2 separate regions of the Homo sapiens genome follow, and region 2 is linked to region 1. The links are chromatin loops, found by intact Hi-C in ENCODE. Cell type or tissue: ascending aorta. All regions are shown on one strand. Links, peaks and the distances in the headings refer to the core of each region. The heading gives the core; the rest is flanking DNA.

Evidence for each region. A loop is a pair of places that touch in the nucleus more often than their neighbours do. Peaks named below come from ENCODE experiments on the same cell type or tissue, not always from the same donor. Only the 100,000 strongest peaks of a DNase experiment are listed, where the experiment ranks them.
Region 2: it touches region 1 in a loop (2.1-fold over the local background); 2 of 110 quality-filtered maps call a loop at or near these places.

The regions. Positions count from the first base shown.
Region 1 is chr5:73,310,450-73,314,883 of GRCh38, forward strand. No RefSeq gene overlaps it. Among named protein-coding and RNA genes, the nearest start is that of LINC02230, 25 kb to the right of the region's middle. In ascending aorta, for the core only: a CTCF peak has its summit at 2,195; a DNase peak (open chromatin) is centred at 2,186; H3K4me3 peaks cover 863 bases; H3K27ac peaks cover 1,748 bases.
Region 2 is chr5:73,416,028-73,420,461 of GRCh38, forward strand. No RefSeq gene overlaps it. Among named protein-coding and RNA genes, the nearest start is that of FOXD1, 31 kb to the right of the region's middle. In ascending aorta, for the core only: no CTCF peak of the experiment used is centred there; a DNase peak (open chromatin) is centred at 2,424; H3K4me3 peaks cover 1,529 bases; H3K27ac peaks cover 2,188 bases.

The DNA of each region.
Region 1 (4,434 bases), core at 1,012-3,511:
GGGAAAAGCTTCTATTTTTTCTCTTTTGGTGGAAGGTGAGGAAGGAGGACCCAGGTGTGATACTGCAAAGTCTTCTAAGCTGTCTTCAGCATGCCCAGACCCCTTGTCACCATGGTGGCAGCACCTTCCCTCCCCAGCATTGAGAATCCTCAAGCTCACCAAGCTCCACACCTCTATATTCGTCCAGTTTGAGGGGTTAGGTTATGGCTTTGGGTTTGAGTGGGTTTCAGTCAAAGAACAGGGTGATTTCCCAGCTGGCCGAAACCTCAGAGATCTCTGAAAAGCAGTGGGGAGAATGAGATAACCAGAGGGAAGGAAGGGTCTGTGAGGAAACCCCCTTCTCTGGACCCAGGAGGCCTGTGCTCACAGAATCTCGGAAGGCCAGATCCAGAAGGGATGGCAGATGCTGGGCTCAACCCATTCACTGTAACTGGTGTCAAAACCAAAGCTGACAGGTGACTTATCCAGAGTCAGAGACTAAAATCCATGGCTCCTGCCTTGCATCCCAGGCTCTTTCTACTTTGTCAGTCTGTTAATGGTCTAGCCACTCTTTTATTTTTAAAACCTTTAATTTGGGGATTTTTATCCTTTCAAGACATTTTTTAAACTGAGACAGAGTCTTGCTGTATCGCCCAGGATAGGGTACAGTGGCACAATCATAGCTCACTGTAACCTCAACCTCCTGACTCAAGCAATCCTCCTGCCTCAGCCTCCCCAGTAGCTAGGACTACAGGCGGGCACCGCCATCACACTCAACTAATTTTCTTATTTTTTGTAGCCTGACCCTCTCTCTACAAAAACTAAGAAAATTAGCTGAGTGGCCCAGGCTGGTCTCAAACTCCTGGCCTCAAGCCATCCTCCTGCAGCCCTGGCCTCCGAAAGTGCTGGGATTACAGGCATGAGTCACCCCGCCAACCTCAAGGGATCTTTATTAAGCAAATGGCTGCCCTAGACAGCCTCAGCCCCCAGGGTGAGCGGCTGCCTGCACTTTGGCTGGAGGAGATCCTTCTGAGTGGCTCCGTTTGGCCTGCAGCCACTAAAATCTCCTAGGACCTGTCTCACTCCTGAAGGCAGGGTCTCTGTCCTCAGCTGCAGCTGAGCTGGGATGATTCCCCTTCCCCCGCTCCCCTCCTTTTCTTACCCCGCCCTCCGCCCATGGACCCAGCACTCCCAGACACATCATTCATGTTTTCTGGCGGGTTTGCTGTTAGCTGCATTCCTGTTTCATGATGTGCAGTGTCATCTCCTTGCAGCGTGAGCCCTCGCTGCAGCACGCAGGACGAAGGCCGCCTGCCACTGGAACGCGGTCTCGCGGGTGTCGGGGTGCAGCGCAGGCCAGGCGGACAGGAGGTGCGGCTGTGAGCCGTCCCACAAGGACAATGGAACTTTTATTTCTGGCCTGTCTTGGTTGGCAGTCTCTCTCCCACTCTCTTTCTTGGTTGGGCTTTGGTTTAAAGTTACCCTTTCAGGATTAGGTTGGTGTTTTCTTTCCCATGCCACCTGGGAAGTTTCTGTTTCCGAAGTGGCTGAACACAGACGGGTCAGTCAGTCCCAGGCCTTTACCCGGCAGAGGCGCGCGGCCGGGGCTTCTCCAAATCACCCGACAGACAGAGGCCCGCCAGACTTGCTTCTTGCCATGTGGGAAGGCATGCTGCCCTACAAGCTAATCTTTAAATTACTGTTTTATATTGGGCACATGTAATTTTAACCAAGCGTCCCTACCCTAACCTCCACCCCCGCGCCCCGTTTTTCACAGAAAATCTTGGGAACAAGAACTGCTTGGGAGTGGGATGGGGGTGGGGGTCTGTGAAAGCAGCCTTGGCTCCTTGCTCCTCATTTTTATGCCTTCAGTCACCACGAAGGCTGGCCACCAAAGACAATCTCCTATTCTCTGAAATTCAATGCCAAAACAAATGAGACAACCAAAAAAAGTTCTGGGTTCCCCTTAACCCAGCTGAGATGAGACAGCTTTTTAAAAGGAAACGCTAAAATCCACAGAAGAGAAGGGGTGGTCGGTCAGTGAAGCTCCTTAGGGACCCACCAGCCCTTATCCTAAGATTGTCACTTCCTGGAGGGTTACATGGCGCTGCCACAGCCTTCCCCCAGCCATTCTCAGGGCTAAATTGTTGGCTGCCTGTTACTTTCCACTTGGGGAAGCTGTGCCTCCGCAAACACAGCCCAGCTCAGATTAGGAGACCACAGCCTCCACACGGGGGAGTCTTCTAGAAGCTTGCCCCTTCCAAGCCCGAAGCATGATGTTAATTTAACCACATAACCACACGCAGCTAAACCCATACCATAAGTGTGAGCACACTAAGAACCAGGGAGACTTCTTTCAACTTCTCTCAGTGTATCATTATCTTATCTGGGACTATGCTGCCGCTGCCTCCTCCTCCTCTGCCTCCTCCTCCCCCTCCTCCTCTGCCTCCTGCCTCCTCCTCCTCCCCCTCCTTCTCCTCTTCTTCTCCTCCTCCTCCTTCTTCCTCCTTCTCCTCCTCTTCTTCTCCTTCCTCCTCCTCCTCCTTCTTCCTTCTCCTCCTCCTCTTATTCTTCCCTCTCCTCCTCCTCTTCTTCTTCCCTCTCCTCCTCTTCTTCCTCCTCCTCCTCTTCTTCCTCCTCCTCCTCTTCCTCCTTCCTCCTCTTCCTCCTCCTTTTTCTTCCTCCTCGTCTTCCTCCTCCTCCTTTCCTTCTTCCTCCTCCTTCTTCTTCTTTCTTCTTCTTCTTACAAAGGCAATACTTATTTATGAGAAAGGCATACAGTAAACAAAACAAAACAAAACAAAACACGTTCCTCTCATCCCTCCCCTACAAATTCTATTCCCTTGGAGTAACCATGACTAAACCATTTGGTGCATATTTTTTTAAATCTGACACTTGCCAAGACTCAAATACATACTCCATGGTCATGTTTTAGTTGTTGCTGTTTTTAGCTCTTGTTTTAAAATCAACGTTATTGAGAGAAATTTACACACAATAAAATATGCCCATTTTAAGTGTGCAGCTGGGTGAATTTTGATAAATGTGTGCACCCTCAGGACCACTTCCACAATCATGATATAGAACATTCTCATCAATCAGAAATTCCCTTGTGCCCCTTTGCTGGCAATTCCCCACCCTGGCCCCAAGCAACCCCAATCTGCCCTCTGTCATTATAGGTTGGTTTTGCCTACTCTAGGATCTCATATAAATGGAATCATGCAGTATGTACTCTTTTGTATCTGTTTTTTTTTAATAAATCAGCATGTTTTTGAGATTCACTTGTGTTGCTATGTGTATCAGTAGTTAGTTCTTTTCTATTGCCGAGTAGTATTCCATTATATGAATGTACCGTAATTTGCTCATCCACTCTTCTCTGGCTGGACATTAGAGTTGTTTCCAGTTTAGGGGTGATATGAATTGCCTGAAAAGCTGTTATGTTGTTTTTAATCATTAAAAAAGTAGAGAGAGTAAATTCAAATGTATCTCAGACCTATAATTCAGAGCTTAGTAATTAGCAGGCATATTTCTAAAGCAAACATCTTTATGTGAACAAGAAGTCCAGATAAGCCACCTTAATCTTGATTATAATGAAGATAATTATTAACATTGAATGCTCACGTGACACTTCCAATTTGCAAACTCTATTTTCAGACATAATCTCTGGCATTTTACTAATTCTATAAATGCCAGGCTCTTAATAAGCTCTTTCTCAAACCCCACCTCCTCCTCCACATCCACACAGTTGGGACAAGGCTGGCTCCACTGGCATTCAGAAGACATGAGGAATTCTACTGATAGTTTTATGCACAAAGCCCTGACCCATGTGCCTGTTCATGCAGATCATTTAAGTCCTGATTTAAATCGAGTTCTAGAGAATTTAATTAGAAATATTCCAAAAGGAGTGCTATATACGCATCCATTAATTTAAAAGAATCCATTAGAAAGAACCTTGAAAAAAATTAAAGTAGATAGCACCACAACATGATTTGACTTATTTTGCTGACTACATAAGGTAATTTTGATGATGGAAGACATGCCACCCAAAAAGCAAAATCATCTAGCAAAGTGGTAGAGTAAACCTATACATCCAAGCCATGACTTCCATGCTTCTGGTCAGGAATGCAATTTTCCCCTCACTGGAATTATTCATTTCCTTTTTAATAGGTCATGTCTCATTTACCTTGATTTAGCTGTGGGCCAAATACAGTTATGCAGTTGGTGTGGGAAGAGAAGGAGAGAGACCAAGAGAGAACTTTATGGGAAATATGGTAGCTCTGTTCTTAAGATCCAAGTACATGCATGTCAGGAATTGTACCACATCTTCGGTTCTTTTTCTATTATGAAGAGAGTAAAGGGTTTTTCTATGTTTATGTACTTGAAAGAATAACGAGAAGTATGCTTGAAAATACTGTTTGATGAATAGCGCTTTTACGTGTGTCACTATGAGGAAGTATC
Region 2 (4,434 bases), core at 925-3,424, 110 kb after region 1:
GCAGAAGGTTCCGCTCACCTGGGGCCCACAGGTGGTTCCTTACAGTCCCTCAGCACTGGGTGGGCCTTCTGTTAGTTCCCAGAAGCTACATCATTCCTTCATGTTTACCCCAGAACTCTTGAAGTTCAACAGATGTAAAAAACACATACTGCCCAAACCTGGGCTCACATGTGCAAGTCTCTGGGAACTTGAAGAAGATACAGTTGTTTGCTACAGGGCTCTTGAGTGGGTCATAAATACAGAAAGCAGCTGTCAAAAGTAATGCTGCCTTATTCTTTTAAAAAAAAAAGCACAAAAGACAAACTTTTATCTGTTTTATTTGCTTTTTCCTTCTATTTGCCCAACTCTACCTTCCTGAAGAAATTGTAGGCAAACCCTCTGAATGCCTAATCCCTAGTTTTGAACACATAAACCAGAGAGGCCAGTAACTCCATGCCTTGAGGTTACCTTTACTGAGTATGGGCCCTACCAAACAGAAATTAGAGCTTACCACAAGAGGACAAATGTTGTTTAAAAATAACCTTTTAAATACTTTTTAATCTGACTCTAAAAGTAATACACACTCTTGGACCAAAATTGGGGGAAAGCAGAGAAATATTTTTTAAAGTTTTAAAAAGTATAATCCCACCAACACTGTTAATGCTTTGGTATATATCTTTTCAGTCTTTTTTCTTTTTCAACACACATGGAACTATCAAACGGTTGCAGGCAGAGTTATAGACCAAAAAAAAAAAAAAATCAGTCTTCGGTCAGAAGAACAGGCAACAGAAAAAAAAAAAGTCTCACATGTCCTAAGAACTGTTGACACATATAGAGAATATAGAGACAGGAAACAAGAAAGCTTCATCTTTAAACCTGGAAAAAGAGAACTGCAGGTGGTATTCACGTTATCATTGTAACTGACTCTTTCCAATGGAAAAAAAAAGGATATTAATCCATTTGTTGTTTAGAATTTGTTGGTCAGGATTAGAGTAAGCGTTTCGTGTGGCTGTGACTATGGTCAGTCAGTTTCTGTTCTTGTGCTGAAGTGGAATGAATCAATGCGCTTGTCCAAAGGGGCTATGGCAGAGGTGATGGCAGCAGTGTTTGCAGCCGCAGCAACAGCCTGAATGCAGGAAGTCACATTCAAAGGGGATGCTCCAGGCTGGCAGAAGTGTGTTAACCTTTCATCCATGTCATTGGGTTTAATATGTTAACTTTGTAGCTTTGTAGTAAAAGCTGCTTCTTTGAGCTCAGGGTTCATAAAAAGTGTGACTGGTCCTCAGTGTTCCCAGTTAAGGATAGTAAGGAAAACAGAACCCTGAAAGCTCACATTGATTGAAGCAAAGACAGAGCTGGGGGGGTCAGCCCAGTGCCCCAGCTCCTCCCCAGCCTGACAGAACTGAACAGCTATTCATAGCCGCTGGAGCACTTCCAAGCTGCGAGTGTAAATTTACTTGTATCATCTTTGCAGAGAGGAACTGTATAGTCCCCAGTGCCTCCTGGTTGATTCGGATCGACTGTTTATTTGTTTAGTCCTGTAATGATATTATCCACAGGGCCAGAGCCACACAGGGAGGACGAGGAATTCCTGGAGGAGGGAGGCTGTGTGTGTTTATTGCCCTGTCAGCCCTTCACGACAAAAGACAAAAGTTGCTGTAACTTGTGTGTTCCCACACACATGATCCATATGGACAATATCGAGTATAGGTGCTGATGAAGGGGGAAGAAAGGATGACCAGAAATCAAGATGCCGGCTGCCTTGTGGGAAACATGGAGAAATGCTCTAACAGTGAGCCTCTGACTAAACACCACAATTCCAGAGCTGGGAGGAATTCTGAGACGTTCTTCACACCAGAGGGAAAAAGAACCACCAGCTCTTGACTGACTAAGGCCTTGTGTTGCCTTGGACCTTGGGCCTAATTTTTTTCTTTTCAAGCTTAAAGGTTTCTGTTGCCTTTGCAGGAGAATCTAGGTTTTACTCCTACAGCAATATGTATTGCGGGGGACCATGCTTTCCTTTTTTCTCAGCACATTTATTATAGCTTAGTTTCCACACAGTTCTTCGCTATGCGTGCATTATCAGGGCCAATTCTAGTTCATCTCCTCAGTGTCAGACTGAAACCACCTAAAATATGCTGCCAATTGGTTCCTGATTGTATTTCTGGAAGCTTGCAACTCTGAAAGCTTTTTCTACCTCAGGGACATGCCATCCATCCAAGAAATACAGCACTTGAAAGAAAGGGCACAATGAATCAACACAGTGAGCCTGTCACTCAGCAGGCTGGCAAACGATGATCTGCTAAGGGGCAGTTGTGCCCAACCTTCTTGCTGACTGTAGGTCCCCTGGGACCCGCCACATGGAGGCTGCCATCACACAGTTTGATCAGTGCCAGGTCAGCCCTGTGAGTCTCACACAGTTCACTGATACCAAGACAGCAAAGGGCACTGCACTGCAGTGAGGGCTGCCTGGAAAGTAAATGCAAGTGAGATGGATGGCTGCCACCGGCCTTGAGAAACAACCCTCAAAACACCAAGCCAGCCAGGCAGTGATGTGACACTGCTAGAAGCCAGTGAGGCACGATGACGCAGCCGGCAACATCAAACAGCCTGGGCTCATTTTGAGTAGGAGACAAGTCAAAGCATGGATGCATCATGGAGTTGCAGCCATCTCAGAAATAGTCATTTAGGGTTCCCAAACAATGGAATATTTCATGACCAACGCCAGGGAAAGGAATAGGAAAAGCCACATTCGTTTTCCTGGGCAGTATTCACCATAGAAGCCCCACCCAACTGACACAGACCCCCGCATGCAGTATGTAGGGAAAAGCTGAACTGCCTCTACAGAATTATAATATGAATAATAATTTAGGAAACGGGGATATGAAATAATAAGAGCAGAATGCTTAACGAAGGAACTAGAAATTCATTAGCAATCCTGAATTGCTGGAAGAGGCAGCGGTTGAAAGGCAGATGCTGTTGCGATTAGCACTTGGCCTCGGGCTGGTACCCACCAGCCTCTGAGCTTACCTTTTCTGATCCTCTAAGTAAGAAAACCTAGAAGAGTCCCCTCATTTTGTTTACCGGGTGTGAATGGGAGGCAGAGATTGAGGGTCGGGGAGAGGGAATAAACTTGCCCTAGAACAAAGCAAACAACTACATTAAACAGAGGGGCTGTTACAAAAGCAAAATGTGGGCAGTGCATACATTTTTAATGACCAGGACTCGGGTGCCCTGTGCAAACATAAACAGCTCCCTGCCAGCGGAGGGCTAGAAACCTTCCAGTCCTGAGTTTCAGCTCCCTGCCACCCCCTCCTAAGGGTGCCTGGCTGGCCCTGACAAAAATCATTTACAAATAAAGAGCTCTCAGAAATGTGCCCTACCTTCGGCCAAAGAAGAGAACCTCTTTTCCAATAAATATTTGGCCGGGTAGTGGGGAGGGGGCGCCAAGAGTAACAAAGGGAGCCAGCGGCCTGGTTTGTTTGGATTGCCGGGCCGGCGCGGGAGCGGCCGGGCGCAGCTGACCACGGGTACAGATAGGTTAATTTCCACATGGAGCTGCAGAAACCCTATCCGCGGGTTGCGAAGCGTGGGTCAGCCAAGGCATGTTAATCTGTTTAGCATGTGCGCCGCGCGGAGGAGCCAGACCACCGGGGCGCAGGAGGCGCGGCCGCAGCCGGCGCTCCTCTGGGGGAGTTAATAAAGAGCTTAAGGCAGGCAAGTAAGTGTATGGAGGCTGCGAGCGGCTTCTTGCGGGCGGCCCGGGGGAGGGCGAGGCCCGGCTGCCTGCGCTCGCGTTCCCAGGCCCTCGGAACCGCGCGCCCTCGAGGCCGAGCGAGCCCCGCCGCGCCGAGCCTCCCGGGCGTCCGCAGGCCTGGCGCACACCGAAGCGGGGGGCGCAGTACTGCTCTCCCGCCCCCCGGAGCCGAGCCTCTTCGCGTTCGCACCGTGAAAGGAGGGGAGCGAGGGGTTAGCCATCTCGAACATTTTTAACTAATCAAAATATTTGCTGATGAGTATTTATTTTTACAAGAACTCGGTTTGGCTGGAGACTTCCCGAGCAACAATATGGGCTGCCGTATTAGGTTTGTGACGGAGCCAAGTGTGGTTGGGGCTTATTGAATCTGCGGGCCGGAGATCGCTCGCTCCGGAGACGTTTCTCCGTTCTGGGGAAGCAGCTTTCCCAAAACCGTCCTTCTGCAGATGGCTCTTAGAACACAACCACATGTCCCCTAAAGCACGGGAAGCTTCGTGTTTTATGTTTGGGCTGAATGAAAAGAGGAACGCACGCTCTTTCCTGCCCAAGCCAACAAAAGAGAAAATAGCGGGAAACGTCCCTGACCTGAGAAAGGAAAGCCAAAGCTCAGAGGTTCCAGTGTAAGCACAAACAACAAAACTGGATGAGTCCAAAACACCTACCTCAACACATCGCTTCATCGTGCTAAGCTTTTTCTC